Linked DNA regions of Mus musculus: region 2 is linked to region 1. The links are chromatin loops, found by intact Hi-C in ENCODE. Cell type or tissue: left cerebral cortex. All regions are shown on one strand.

Region 1 (2,500 bases):
CTGGTGTTATCTTGTTAGAAAAACAGTGCTGCCTAATCCTTAACTTTTTCAGGTTCGACTAGCAAAGGACTAAAATTGTCAACTAAGCACGTGGTTCCAGATCGTTCAAGCACAGAATTCAGTCAGCCAGCCAGCATGCAACAAATGCTGCTTCCACAATCTCAGATTTACTATGCAATTATGCAAGCTGCCTTTTTATTTCTAAAGGGCAGAAGACACCTACAACATCTGATTCATTTGCTATGCACCAGGATATTTATTAACGAGTGCTATGGATAGCGTTTCTTATATGTTAAATTCTCATGCTCACCAATAACAGAGTTTGAATTATATATACCATTGTCTGTGGATACTCTACAGCATTTGCAGCTTAATGACGGGGGATATTCATATATATCCTTCTTTTATATCCTTCCAAACCCTTTGGTCTGAATTCTCTAGATTTTTTTTTAAGCTGGTTAAAACAATACTTTAATTGAAAATTCTCTTTGTAAAACCACTTTCTTTTGTTAAACAGGCTGGTATGTGCTTCTTTCTCTTCGTCCTCGCCGCCTGGGTTTAGGGGCAGAATAAGGATTCTTTCGTTCCAGGGAACACTGGTTAGGATGCCAGTCTTGCCTGAGCATCCAGTATCACGCCACTGTAGGATTCCCTCCCTCAGCTCCCACCAGGATAGGAACACTGAGGGTTACACCCATCTCCATTATGGAGAAGACCACAAGGAGATCCTAAAAAGACGCATCATGGAAGATTAGGTCTCCATTGTCATGCTGCTATCCAGAAGGATGGTCTCAGTAAACACACCCTAAGAGGAGGTCACCCACAGCACCACAGGGAAGGGCACGCCTCTGCCAGTCCAGGGCTTGGTGGTGGCGAGGACCCATTTGGCACGCCCTGTCAAGACACGCCCTACCACACCCCGCCACGCCCCTCCACCCCAGCGTCTAGTCCTTGGCCAGAGGGTCAGCGCAGGCGCGTCTGCTCTCCGGGACACAGCTTGGGAGCTGCTGTCTTCTGCACTCGCAAGCGAAGCGCTCCGTCGCAACTGTGCGCCATGGACAGGGAGCCTGAATGCTCCAAAGCGCCAAGAAAGAAGCACGAGTGGGCGAGAATAAGCTAGCTGGACCAAGAGATGTCCCAGGGCCTATCCTTCTCCATTTTACGTCCTCGAAAACGGCCGTGCAGCTAGGGGCAGTAACAGGGCGGGGTCTCTCCCAACGGGAGGCGAGCGAGACCGTTAAGCTAGAACACCCGGGGACCATCCTGGCAGCTTGGGCGCCACCCGCGCCGCAATAAAAGCCTCTCGCGGCTTCCCGCCCAGCCAGCCTCGCTCTGATTGGTCGCCGATCAGAGTTGGCTGGAGGCGGTGGCCCAGCTCTGCTCTCTTGCTGCCCTCGGAGGGGGGCGCACTGGGTGCTCCCGGGGCCGCTCTGTGGGCTCCACACCCAAGGCTTAGAGATCTGGACCAGTACAGCCACACCAGGCAGAAGCCACAGCCATGCGCGGTCTCCTCCGCCTAGCCTGCTTTCAGCTGGTGCTTGGCAGCACACGCCCCCCCCCCGCCCCAGCTGTCGGCCCATCCCACCCAGCTCTCGGCGGCCCCAGTGCCCTTTGCTTCCCCCTCTCCCAGTCCATTGGGACGCCAAAGCACAAATCCTTGGGTGGGGTAGGGGCAGCAGCTGGAAGGGAGGGTGGGCACACTGAGGAATTTTCCAGGGAAAGCCGAGATGGAAATAGCCAAAATGCAATGCGCCCCCTTCCCGAATGCTAAGGATCTCTGGGCGGTGGCACAGCCCTCGCCACCCGCGACAGCGTCGCTACGGTCTTTCTCCCGAGCTCCCCATTGTTCACACTTTGCCAGGATCAGGAATATCGCCCAGAGAAAGGAAGAGGTGTCTTGGGCAGCTGGCTACCTGCCATTCTTCGCTGGCACCGTGCAACCCTAGGCTCTCGGTGCGTGTAAAGGCACACGCGCGCACACGCGCGCGCACACACACACAACCAGGCAGCCCCGATCACGCCCTCCTCACCCTCCGCCCCTCTGCACTTCCTCCTGTCAAAACGCGGCGCTGGACCCTCCCATCCCTCCGTGCTCCCGGCCGAGGGCAGGTTTTGCAACTACCCAGCAATTTGGCAAATGAAAAACTAACGTCATTTGCACGGGGGTGCAGGAACGACCACAGGGCCCTGCGGTGCTGCCGGTGGTTGCCCCATTTTGCAAACCGTTATTCGGGGCGGGGAAGACGGGGGAGTAAGCGAAGGCTGCAAGCCTCACTTTACCCCAGCCCGGGACATAACGGTGGGGGTAAAACTGCCCCAGCCTTATTGTTCACTCTTCTCGAAGCTTGACAAACACCTCTAGGTGAAAGATGAGCCTGGGGGGCGACACCACCCGAGCCACGCATCCGCCACCCGCCTTCGGGGAAGGGGAAAGCAGCGCTGCCCATCACGGCAGCATCCCGGTCCCCATACCCCTGTCCCACCTCCGCGGGCACACAAG
Region 2 (2,500 bases), 180 kb before region 1:
TCCCTTCTTATACATTGATGTGCATTCTCCATTTGTTCTCTCTCTGCAGAACCCTGACTAATACACTATCTATAGTGACTCTGCTGTCAACAGCTTCTTAAGTACCCACCATATGCTGCTCCCTGCACTTCAGAATGCATTATCCCATTTAATCTTCACGCACTTCCTATGCTATCTCAGCAAAGGGCTCGTTCTTGGCATCTGCCAGTCTCCCTAGAGGTCTCCTTTCCTCTTCCTTTACTGTATTCTCCCCACCTGCTCCATCCCTCGGTGTACCACTATGCCTAGGACTCTCATCTAGGAATCCCCAAACCTCTCCTCAAGTACCCGTCTGCTCTAGCTAGCCTTCAAGATCATTATTTCTCATAACAGCTCGACGTTGAAATAGCAACCTTTGATCATTATCAACAAACTCATCCTTCCCACTTTCTCCTTGAGCCACTGCCAATCAGAGTCTGTCTGAACAATGTCACGGAAAGTGACAATGTATGTCAGTTCTCTTGCTGGAACTACTTGAGGACCCACTCAGATATAAATAGTGCCAGAGCCCCGACATCCATTATCCCGTGCTGTACTTCCTTGTATCTTCAGTAATACTGTTTGTGTTATACACATCTAATGGATGCTCCACCCTAACATGAGGATGGAAGCATGAATGATGTCCACTTGGTGTTTCTAGGTTCAAACACACAGTAAGAATTTTGTATTTATTTAATTAACAATCAAATTCTAAGAAGCCTCTTAAGGTTGTATTCTCACCTCCTTTGAATCACGGAGAAGAGTGGGGTTCAGTGTGGCTACACAACTTTCTTTAGGTTACTTGCCTAGCGAGCAGGGGTAGACACAGACCTCAAACCCAGACCTGATTGTCAAAGATAGCTCTTTTTGACCCTTTTTGCTCCTTCTTTTCCCACTGACATCACAGACACCTATACCCAGAAGACAGGCTCCTAAATTTACTCCTCTAGCCCAGGCCTGTCTTCTTAGACTCACAGACAGATGACCTCTTCAATTTTCATCTGAAAGCCTCTGCCTTTTGCAAAACTCATCCTTGTATTTCCCATTCAAGCCTGTTCTCTCATTCATACTCAAGGGGGCGCCATCTCATCATCTGCTCACATAGCAAATGCTTTTCTACCTCAAGTAACTCGGAGTTACCAGTTGTTCCGCTTCACTATCTGTGCCTTTCCTCAGAACTTCATCAGTGGAACTGTCCCAGCTCAGGCTTGGGCAGTTCTCACCTGGACCAGTGGCTATTTAATGTGTCTGGTTTCTTTGCTCTGGGTCAAGTCTCAGGGACTCATTCTTCTACTGATATCAAGGCCATCTGTATACTGTGCAGGTATCATGATGCCATTTGGGGGGGGGGGGGGTTGAGGTGGCTTGGTCTCCCACCTAACAAGATGCTTGAGTCAAAGCTCCCAATGTAAGATGTAAAGATGTCTCTGGGTTTCATTGAAGCTATGTCCCATATCTTCCCTGCAGTCTGTTCCTTGAGCATGCTCCCTGTCCTAGGCATGCTGTGCTGCCTGCGGTTCAAGGCACTTCACACCTGTCCTCTCTCTTTCCTCTGCTGGAAGGAACACTTTCTTGATGGCAGCCCTCTCTAGGAAGTCCTACATAAAGCCTGGTCTTTTCAATTAAGTCTTCCCTGATTCTTAACACTCTTCCCACAAGCTCCTGCTGTGCATTAGCGCTTCCCTAATGTCACATGGTGCATCTTTACTTGTCACTTTGACTATCTTCCTGCCCCATTACTTGCCTGTCTGCTTACACATTGCCCTTCACATTTTTTAAAAGAGGGACCAAAGGTTTTATATATGCATATATGTACTTGTACAGGTACATACACACACACATACACATATGTTTATATATGTGCATATATATACAAATATATGTGACAATATAATAGTGACTATACAGTAGTTTTGCTTTTGGAATTTGTATATGTTTTTATCATTGTGTACATGTCTGCATCCATGTGCTCATTTATAGATGGCTGCACTCACCATATTGACTTTGGGTATCTTCCTCTACCTCTGTCCACTTATTTTTTTGAGACAGGGTTTCTCACCGAGCCTGGAGCCTGTCTTGTTGTTTGGCTAGACTAGCTGACCAGCAGGTCCCCAGGATCCATCTGTCTCTGTCATACCCAGAGTTGAGTTACAGGCATATGCCAGCATGCCTGTCTTTTACACGGGTGCTGAGATCAGAAACCAGGACTCAGTGCTTGTGTGGGTAGCTCTTTACCTACTTAGCCATCTCCCAGCCTCAATAGTTTTGTTGGCTGGACCACTAAATAATATTTAAAATTCTCTATGATTATCTACTGGTGCCACTTTCATGAAGAGCATGAACAATGGCAAAGTCGCCCTGGCTAAGGATGGGCCTGGTATGCACAGCGCAGAAAGCATGCAGAGGTAATGCCTGCCTGCCTGCCAAGGCAAAGGGATCTGAAGGAGAACATGTTGGAAATATGCATTTTTCAGCACTGCAC

Evidence for each region. Peaks named below come from ENCODE experiments on the same cell type or tissue, not always from the same donor. Only the 100,000 strongest peaks of a DNase experiment are listed, where the experiment ranks them.
Region 2: it touches region 1 in a loop (6-fold over the local background); 7 of 42 quality-filtered maps call a loop at or near these places.

What each region holds. Positions count from the first base shown.
Region 1 is chr9:49,795,918-49,798,417 of GRCm38, forward strand. All of the region lies in intron 1 of Ncam1 (neural cell adhesion molecule 1), which reads right to left. Among named protein-coding and RNA genes, the nearest start is that of Ncam1, 1.9 kb to the right of the region's middle. In left cerebral cortex, no CTCF peak of the experiment used is centred here; DNase peaks (open chromatin) are centred at 131, 641, 1,033, 1,340 and 1 more place; H3K4me3 peaks cover 2,293 bases; H3K27ac peaks cover 2,024 bases.
Region 2 is chr9:49,616,307-49,618,806 of GRCm38, forward strand. All of the region lies in intron 1 of Ncam1 (neural cell adhesion molecule 1), which reads right to left. Among named protein-coding and RNA genes, the nearest start is that of Gm11149, 99 kb to the left of the region's middle. In left cerebral cortex, a CTCF peak has its summit at 1,084 (motif pointing right); DNase peaks (open chromatin) are centred at 153 and 1,107; H3K27ac peaks cover 1,229 bases.